Regions from separate parts of the Homo sapiens genome. Here region 2 is linked to region 1. Evidence: read pairs that join two places in POLR2A ChIA-PET (ENCODE). Cell type or tissue: HepG2. All regions are shown on one strand. Region 1 overlaps ZDHHC14 (zDHHC palmitoyltransferase 14). Region 2 overlaps ZDHHC14 (zDHHC palmitoyltransferase 14).

What was found. ChIA-PET counts read pairs that join two places held together with the same protein. Peaks named below come from ENCODE experiments on the same cell type or tissue, not always from the same donor. Only the 100,000 strongest peaks of a DNase experiment are listed, where the experiment ranks them.
Region 2: POLR2A ChIA-PET joins it to region 1 with 5 read pairs; 3 of 35 experiments call an interaction of 5 or more read pairs at or near these places.

Annotation. Positions count from the first base shown.
Region 1 is chr6:157,515,327-157,520,326 of GRCh38, forward strand. All of the region lies in intron 1 of ZDHHC14 (zDHHC palmitoyltransferase 14), which reads left to right. Among named protein-coding and RNA genes, the nearest start is that of MIR3692, 11 kb to the right of the region's middle. RefSeq lists enhancers at 2,007-2,530, 2,531-3,052. In HepG2, no CTCF peak of the experiment used is centred here; DNase peaks (open chromatin) are centred at 2,795 and 3,482; H3K4me3 peaks cover 495 bases.
Region 2 is chr6:157,432,609-157,437,608 of GRCh38, forward strand. All of the region lies in intron 1 of ZDHHC14 (zDHHC palmitoyltransferase 14), which reads left to right. Among named protein-coding and RNA genes, the nearest start is that of ZDHHC14, 54 kb to the left of the region's middle. In HepG2, no CTCF peak of the experiment used is centred here; a DNase peak (open chromatin) is centred at 2,223.

The DNA of each region.
Region 1 (5,000 bases):
AGCACAGTGTAACTGATTGCATTCCAGCTCACGTGATTCTAGTCGCATCTTAGGCCTTCTTTTCTGGGCTGATGCGAAATCACACACAACGAACTGGGCGCACCCTTCATTTCTCTTTCTTTTTCTTTTTCTTTTTTTTTTTTTTTTTTTTTGGAGACGGAGTCTTGCTCTGTCGCCCAGGCTGGAATGCAGTGGCGCGCTATCTCCGCTCACTGCAAGCTCCGCCTCCCGAGTTCACGCCATTCTCCTGCCTCAGCTTCCGGAGTAGCTGGGATTACAGGCTCCCGCCACCACGCCCGGCTAATTTTTTCGTGTTTTTTAGTAGAGACGGGGTTTCACCGTGTTAGCCTGGATGGTCTCGATCTCCTGACCTCGTGATCCGCCCACCTCGGCCTCCCAAAGTGCTGGGATTACAGACGTGAGCCACCGCGCCCGGCCCACCCTTCATTTCTTTAGCCACAGATTCTCACACCATCTCTTGCACTCACCCCCACAGCTGTCTCTTAACACCAACTAACTGCATCTAGATAGTTTTTTAAGTAAACATTTGTATAGATGTGTAGTATTCATTCAGGAAAATGTACAAATTGTGAAGGTACAGCTCGATACATTTTTCCAAAGTTATCAGACTAACGTAGCAAGCAGGCAAGGCGTGAAATAGAACACTACCAGGACCCAAGTCCCCTGTGTGCCCTCCTTTCAGCCACCACTACCTCCAGAGTAACCGCTACCCTGCCCTCTAGCATCCTAGGTTTCATTTTGCCTGCTTATAAACTCGATAGTAAAATTCACACTATATTCTCTTTGCTCAACATATTTGCAAGCTATGTCTATGTTGTTTCATGCAGCAAATAGTATGTTTATTTCATTGCTGTATCATCCTCCATGATATTAATATGTAACTTATTACTACATTCTAACGTTGATACTTGAGTTGTTTCAGTTTGAGGCTTGTGTAATAGCGATGCTGTGAACATCCGTATATAGCATTGTGATAAATCAACCGTGTTTTTAATTTATCTAACTTTACTCTCCTAAGGTAATTTTATCTCAGAATTCTGGGAGTACCTTATTGTCATTCCCGTGAACAGGTTGCGGGTCCCTGAGTGCCTGGCCCGTGCTCTGTGTGTCTGCCATGATGTCATTTGTGGACCTGGCCAGTCTTTCCCTGTCAGAGTGTAAATCTATGAAAGTGTCTCCTGCACGTAGTTGAGTGAATTATTCGTTGAATGAATGTCTTCATGAGGGACTGGAGCCTGAAATATTGGGTTGAAATGGAAAACAAAAGTTAGAGTTGCTTATTTCTGTTTCACCATTGCAGTATCCCAAGATGCTACAGTAATTGTGCAAGGAAGCACAAATCCAAGGAGAAAGAAGGTCAAGTCTGCGCTGCAATAAAGCAAGAGACTTGAAGGGCTAGGAAATGGCAACCTTCTGTGGGCCTTCCTGCAGGGTGTCAGTCACCGGACATACTGCAACGCATTAAGTTAATAAGTGCCAAAAACCACACCAGGTGCAACTGTCATCTTCCAGATGAAACCTGTTCCCATGGTATCTGTCTCCTCTGTATCACATAGACACCAAAACATGGTGGTGCCTTGGGAGGGCACAGATTTTTTTATTGTTTTCATTTCAGAAAGCTCTAGCAACATGGCAAGAGGGAGGGTGGAAGTCCCCAGTGCTGAGTTCTGAGTGGAGCATAAAGGGGCTGTTTTTATACCGTGGTTGTACCCGGGAAGCAGACATCTCCGAGCACTTTCAGTGCCACGGAAGGGAAGTTGAGGCCAAGCGAGGGCCTCATTCCTCTCCTTGGAATCTTTGTTGCGTTGAATACCTTCACTGACTCCCCCTCCTCAGGAATTTGTGAGGACCAACAGTTCTCCTAAAGCAGGGGACTATTTTCCTAGTGGGAGTGGCTGCTTCCCAGGGATGGGAGTGGTGGGTGTGATGGGGACACAGTACCCCCACTAAAAGACTTCTGCTCTATAGTATCTCTTTTTTTTTTTGAGACAGAGTTTCGCTCTGTCAGCCAGGCTGGAGTGCAGTGGCGCAGTCTCAACTATAACCTCCGCCTCCCGGGTTCAAGCGATTCTCCTGCCTCAGCCTCCCGAGTAGCTGGGATTACAGGTGCTGCTATCACACCTGGCTTAATTTTGTATTTTTAGTAGAGATGGGGTTTTAATCATCTTGGCCAGGTTGATCTCGAACTCCTGACCTCAAGTGATCCATTCGCCTTGGCCTCCCAAAGTGCTGGGATTACAGGCTTGAGCCACCGCGCCTGGCCTTAAAGTATCTCTTAAGCCGTACTGTGTATCTTGAAAATTTCTGTCAGGTACATCCCAAACCGGCGACTCCTGACCCTGAACTAAGCCAGCAGCCAGGTTCAGTCCTGAGTAAAGTGTTGGCGAGCAGTCCCTGCCCTGCCTCGCCCTCACGGCCGCCTACCATCTGGGCGCTGCCTGCATTTCAGGGACAGTGCTGGCATTTGTTTTTCCTTTTGTATCTTTCAACTAGATAGTGTTGTCACCTACAGAGGAGGGTTTTTAAAAGTGTCGCTGTTGCCCTAGGCATTGCCTGTGATCTGTATCAAAGCCCCACGTGTGAACCACAGCTTGAGCTGGGAACTGAGAAAGGGTCAGTTGTAAAAGTCATCCTAGGATGCACGTCCCCAGCCCCCGTGCATGGATGTGGACACGCAGGCTGGAGGAGGGTGGGGGGCTGGCCACCCTGTTGGCATCTTAGCACCCAGCAGGCTAAAGCTTGCAGCTTTGTTTATTTTCCTGAAGTTCAAAGTTCCCATCCCTCCGTGGAAGGCCTAATAGAACAAAGACCACCCACCTGCAGTTGCTTTTCTTTCTTTTTTGTGCTTCAACTCTAAAGAATCATGCACTATGAAGGAAGTGGCTCCTGCTAGATCTTCCTCAAGCCACACTGATGGACCTGCCATTAGGTACACTGAGGATGCCAGCAGGTGGTCCCTGTTGGGCAGTAGCTCACAGGCATGGACTGAGGTCTCAGAAGGACTATGTGTGGTCATTGAGCTCTCCAGGGGCAATAGGGAAGGGGTGGGGGGAGGGTGGAAGGGGGGCTCTTTACAAACAATCTGAGGTGATGTGTGGTTGCCAGAGTCAGTGTGTGGTGGAATAAAGGCCTGACAAGCTAATATGAGGAGCAAGTTAAAATCTGTAGAAGACCAGGGAGTGAATCACCATCCCAGTTGTTAGTGTACTGGCCTCTGTCTGTAGGTGACACCCAACCGCCCCGGTGCACCAGCGGATGGGGCTCAGCTCGCCTGTCCCCGCCTTTCCCACCCTCCCTCCCAACTCACCCTAGTTGTGAAACGGTGCCCAATTTTTCCAGTTGTTTCACGTGAGCCTGTGTTCGTTATTTAGAATCCATGTCAATGTTTCCCTCCTGGAACCTTGGATTTAAGCCAGAGAGCGCTTCCATCTGTGGCTTCCCCGCCACCGTGGACTGGCTTTGATGGTTATTTCTCCAGCGCATTCCCAGCGCATTCTTGTGAGGGGTGTAGTCTTCACAGTCACATGTGGCTTGAGATCCTCTCTTCGTGTGGGGCACACAAACGCTACAAGCCATACGGCGGCCAGCCAAGAAAAGGGAGCTGTTCATGGTGAGGACTGGGGCAGGAGAGGCAGCTGACAGTTGCCCCTGTTACCTGTATCCTTACGCCTCTGCCATTTTCCCTGTTGTCAACACAGCGTTATGAGGGCTGGCTCATGGCTCACTGGCTCAGCTGAGCAACAGGAGTTTTAGTGATCTCAGAAACATAGATGGAGGGAGTTGTTCAGGTTTTTCCTGATGTACGAAGAATCCAACTGCAAAGCAGCAGCTAAATTTAAGTTTTGTTTTTTACGTATTTTCCAAATCCTGGTATGAAAACTATGATAGTGTCTCTACTTCAAACTGGAAGCAGAGAGATAAGTGAAGCTTGATATTTATTTTTTTATTTTTATTTTTATTTTTTGCTATGAAGCAGTTGCCAGGAATAATGTCTGTTTTTAACACATATTGATAGAAGTAGGGCATTGCCTGGAAAAAAAAAAAAGAGAGGCTTTCCTCACTGGAGGCCTTCGCTTAGGCTGCTCGTTAACTGTGGTGAGCAGCTTGTATTTACTTGCCCAGAGAGATGAGCTCATGGGAGAAGTAAGGGCCTAAATGAGATACTTTTTCTAAAAGGTGCCGTCTTGGTTGTTCATAGAAACATTAATTGCCTTTCCATGGATTCTGGGAGCAACTTAGACGGATCCACTGAAGGTTCAGAATGTCAACATTCTGGATCACCAGCAGGCAGAGCCTTGGAGCCGGGGTCTTAGCCCGGCCCCTCAAGAGCTGTGTGGTCCAGAGCAAAAGTGACTTCCCCTCTCAGCTCTTCCTCTGCAAAACGAAAGGATTCATCGTTTTTTTGTTGTTTGTTTGTTTTCATTAAACACGCATCTCTTGAGCATCTGACAGGAGCCCGTGGCTTTGCTAGGTACTGAGGATAAAATGCTAACAGACCCGTCCCTACCCCAAGGAAGTCAAAGGGTCCTGATTGGAAAGAACTGGGAACCCCAGCAGTTGCAGTGCAGGGCGAAGTGAAGTGAATGCCCAGAATGCCCTGCTGGCAATAAGCTGACATTTGCGAGCCTGGGAATGTCACTCAGGACAGACTTCTTGAAGTAGGTGGCCCTTCAACTGAGCTGAAGGGAAGAGAAGGGCATTGCAGGCTGAGGGATGATCCCAGGGTGCCCCCCAGATCTAAAGTGTGGAGTCTGTCATCGAGGTGCGTAGCCTCTCCAGAGGTGTCACTGTGTTCCATCCTAGCCGTGTCCTGATCTGGGGCCGTGGCTCTTGGGATAGTCTCTTCCCCAACCTGACTGCAGGGGAGGAGCCTCCAGGAAGATTTAGCTGTCATTCCCCCTCTGCTCTTGCCCACAATGTGCTTTTGGCTCTTCCTGCTTCTGGGTCTGTCTTCTCCAGCTGTCCTGGCTTCTAAGTTT
Region 2 (5,000 bases), 83 kb before region 1:
GTAATTTAATTTAAAATTTGACTTCCTGCGTGAGAGAATGAATGGTGTTGAGGCTGCTTAGAGGCAGACCTGTTTTGTACTAGAAATCTAATCAGAGCTGTTTCCCCAGGATTTTATGAATGGCAAAATGGCTTTCATGCCCCGTAAACCACTGACACGAGCCACCTGTTTCAACCTATAGTGACACTAAGGTAACACCAAAAAATGGGGCAGGAAAACAGCTTTTCATGCTTCTGGAAGTTGCCAGGTACTGTTGACATTTAAGCATGTGCAATTTTGGGGCCCATTTTTATGTTTTTGGATCCAGATGGTTGTTCCAAAAGGAGCACTGTCCCTGCTGATCAAGTGGGAAGCAAAGAAACAAGTTTCCTTCTGCGCTGAAATCCCCGGCGTGGGGCGGCTCTGCTGCCGTCGCCATGGGGCTACAGCATCTCACCGCCCAAGAGCGGTGTGCCTGTGTCTAATGAACGTGTTACATGGCCTGTGTGGTCACTTTTCTTTGAGAACCTTGTCATGTGCCCTAGCAGATGGCAGGTTTGCATTTGGGCATGAAACCGAGCACAGTGCTGGCACGATCACTCTATTTCTTGAGACTTACTTAGGTAATAAGAATTTATAATTGAATTAAGTTGGCTCTTATAATTAATTGCTTTGATTCTGATGATGTGGACACATGATTGCAAGCTAAATACCAAATATCATTATGTATCTTTTCTGATATCGAAAGAAGGGTAGTTTAAATAAAAAAAATTGTAGCCCCCTTGAATAATGCTTTCCGTTTGCCTAAAGGTGGAAACTCATAGGTATTCACTAAATAAAGAAAGAAAAAGATTACAAAAGTAGTGACCAAGATAAAACCAGAGGCTTAGGGCTCTGAGAGTTCAGCCTGGGCCGTGATGTTCAGGAGCAGCTGTCTACCTGCAGAGTCCTGGGCAAACCACTTACCCTCCACGGGACTGTTTTGTCCTGGTTACAACGGGAGGAGTTGACTGGGTGACCCCAGGGTCTCTTTAGCTCTAAAAATTCTCAGATTGTGTGACTGTGGTACTCTGAAGGGCAGGTTTTGGTAATAGCATCAGGACCGAGTGTGTGTGCTCACACATGCACACAGACACCCCCACTCATGATCCAAAGCACAGCTGGTGGCCTTTATCGGCCTTGACGAGTGTCCTTTTCAAATGGAGACTTTATCAAACAGTGACATGGCATGTGCTGTGAAAATGGTGACTGTTTTGATGTCTTCCAGTTGGCTGGCTCCCATCTTTCCAGAGGGAGCACTGGACTTCTGGGTAAAGGAAATAGCAGTGACCAGGAACAAGAGAGCCACCCTCCACACACATACTTTTTTCCTGGTAATTGTACCAGTATGTGACTTAGCTAAGTGTACACATCATAAATAGCTATCAGCCCATGTGATGCCAGAGGCAATGGCTCAGTACATGGTTTTTGACCCTCCTGAGATATATGCTAAAAGATTTTTAAAAATCCAGTTCCAAGATTACATAACCGCCAACAACAAAAAGAAAATAGAGAAGAAAAACGGTATTAGTATTAGACCTAACATATTAATTGCTGATGACTTTTTTTAGAGAGAAGCTAGCTTATAATTTTATATATATATATATATAATTCTTTTATATGTTGAGTTCAGGGTCACTGAACTATTCTGATGTTCTGAATAGACTAAGCCTGGGCCAGTGCAAATTTAAGGCTTGCCTGATTTCCCCTGTTAGGGTCCTGCCAGCCGGCCGAGAACACCCTTAGGAGCTGGGCCTGTTCACACCAGACAGGTGGATGTTTCCTCTGAGCCCGAACTGGACTGGAGTGGCCCTGCGTTCTCCTTTGTCCCATTCCCTAAGTCCCCCTGAGGACTTTATCTGATGAGGCCATTTCAGCTTGGTGATCACTTCCCACTAGTTCCTCTGTGCCCTTAAACATTTTATTTGGGTCATAAAAACACAATTCCATGAATCATTTAGGCCACAGTAAGAGCTGCAATAGGGCTTTCTTTTAATATCCTGTGAGTACTTTCAAAATGGATCTTTTGCCCCAGTTTTATTCGTTTATCAAATGTTTGTCAGTGTGGTTGGGCCACCTGAAGATGAGCACCCAGAGAGCTTGGCACGACGGGGAGGAGCCGGACTTTTAACAAGGCTGCGCCAGTGCCCTCCTGTCAGTTAGACTGTCTGTGGAGCTATTTGCTTAATGAAACTGGACCCGCTCCATGACGGAGAGAATCCTGGCGTGACATGTTTTGTAATAGTCCCGTCTGGGTTGGCTGTGGCCTTGAGAGAGGGGATCTGCTCAGGGCTTCCCTTCCTGGACTGCCAGCAAAGCTTTTAGAGAACACACTTTCTGGGTTTCTCCCAGGGAGACTTATTTGTTTTGACCTTTACACAAAGACATAATGCAGATTATTCAGACCATCGCTGAACACAGATCTCCATGGCTATGCTCATAGAAAATTGTTTTCACTCCGGAAGGAATCGCCATAGCAGTTCCTCGGGGGTTCTTTGCATATGTTTATCCCACTTAATACTCATACCAATCTTAAGAGCTTTACAGATGGGGAAACTGGGGCTCTGTGAAGTCACTGGGAAGAAGCAGGACTAGGATTTAACACTCTGTTTGCTGCCCTGGGGCAGGTTGCCGTCTAATCCAGGCAGATGAGGTAAGTATAGAAATCCGAGAAGAGGGCAAGAGCAAGGGTGCCCCGCAGAAGTGCTTGCACACATGGAGGGAGGGTAGGAGAAGGGAGGGAAGGAGGGACTGCAGAAAGTCTTTGTGATATCGATGACATTGGGATGAACCTTGAGGAAAGGCTAGGACATATGTATGCAGATGTGTGCCTCTTAATTAATGGCAGTTTGTGGCATTAGCCTATAAGCTCAGTAAGGTGGGCACCCTCCTTTCCTCCCTCATTTCTCTCTCTCTCTATCTTTTTTTTTTAAGATAGGGTCTGGCTCTTTTGCCCAGGCTGGAGTGCAGTGGTGCAATCATGGCTCACTGCAACCTCTGCCTCCTGGGCTCAAGTGATCCTCCTGCCTCAGTTTCCCAAGTAGCTGAGTCTACAAGTGTGTGCCCCCATGCCCGCCTAATTTTTGTATTTTTTGTAGAGACACTGTTTTGCCATGTTGGCCAGGCTGGTCTCGAACTCTTGGGCTCAAGCGATCCTCCCACCTTGGCCTCCCAAAGTGCTGGGATTACAGGTATGAGCCATCATGCCTGGCCTCCTCATCTCTTTCTTCACTGTATCCCAAGGGCCTGGCAGCGTGGCAGAAAGCCTGGCACATAGCAGGCAAGTGCTTGCTGTATGCTGTTTGGATAGAGGGCTGGGGTGGGTAGGGGCATGGAGGATATTTCAGGCAGAGAGAGCAGCATGGGTGTGAAGAATTAGGGCAGGTTGTAGTTTATTTTGACTGGTGACTTGGGCAAGGAGAGGGCACTGAGTAGCTGATGAGGGAAGGCAAGTAGGTGGAGGTCACACTGTGGGGGATTTTGGAGGCCAGGCTAGAGAGTCCATAGAGAGGCCAGTTCCCAGAGTCCTGCCAGGTGTCAGTTTCAGAACCTTGGATAACTTAATGTTTCCGATCCTCCTTTTTTTCCTTATTTGTAAAATGGAGATAATGAAGATGCAAATGGAGATAATGAAGGTGCAAATGGAGATACGAGGTTGTTTGGAAGATTAAATAACATAAGATCTGTCAAATGCTTGCCACTGAGTCCACACGCAGTGAAGCATGTGCTTGGTAACAGTTGGCTATTGTTGTTATCCTGAATTCACCAGACAATGGGAGAGCATGACTTTCCTGTAGGGAAGCGATACGATTGGGTCTGGGCTTTTAGGTCAGTGAATCTGGCAGCAGTAGGATGGATTGGAGCAGAGGCAATGACCCTGAAGGAGATGCAGTAGTGAGTTAATAAGCATGAGAGTCGCCCAGGTGAGAAGTCATGAGGACTTGAACTGCTGGGGGAGGGGGGGCGGGTAAAGGGGGGTTGCAGGAATAATGTGATGATGGGCACAGGCGTCAGAGCCCTCAGAGAGGTCTGCGGGACTTGGCAGTGAACTAACGGAGAGGGACGAAGGCTTGAATCTGAGCCCCTAGAGGCATAGTGGTGCTATTCATGGGAAGAGGGAAGCCAGGCACGTTTGCTTCAGGAAGATGATGAGTTCAGTTTGGGTCATGTTGGCTGCATAGTGCCTGTGGAATTTCCAGATGTGGAAGGAGGCCCAGATGCTGGAGGGAGGTCGAGGCAGGGCAGTCATCAGGGAGATCATCTACGCAGAGCTGTCTGCAGGGAGTACAGGGGTGGTCTGAGGTGCCTGGAGTGGAAGGTGGTGGGGATTGGGGTTGTGGAGGAGGCCTTCATCCACGGGGCAAGGGGCATCCTGAGACTTAGCAGCCACTGAAAAGGGGAGAGGGCTGTGACTGTGCATGTGACATGGTGACAACAGCTGGGCCTGCTTCCATAGCCCTACCCTGGGACTGCAGGTCTACACAGTGCAGCACAGGCCTTTCCCAGGATTGGCCGGCCACACATGGGCTGGAGCATGGGCTCTGCATCCGTGAGAGCACTGGGGGCCTTTGCTGGGCCTCCTGGTTCTCAGGTCCCATGAAGCTTTGTGCTGTACTGTGCCTTCATTTTCAGAGGGCACCTGCAGGGGCCATGCAGGAATGCCAAATAAGGTTAACGGATGCTTCCTTCCATAAGGAGGCCACTTTCCCTCCAGAGGACACCTAGATTCTCTTTATAGTAGTGTCGTGAAGATGAATGGCGGTGCTGAGCTGTGCTCCCGAGTGTCCCGGGCAGGCTGTCGCCCTGTTCTGTCTCCAGCCTTGAACAGGTTTGTCTCTGTAGTGATACTGGAGTTCTTAATCCTTTTAGAAGGAAGCAGTGAGTGCTCTTCCCAGAAGAATTCCTGCATATGCCTGTATACAATACTTGGATCAATTCACTGGGCTCACAGGTCCCTGGAAGACCCCAATTAAAGAATCCTT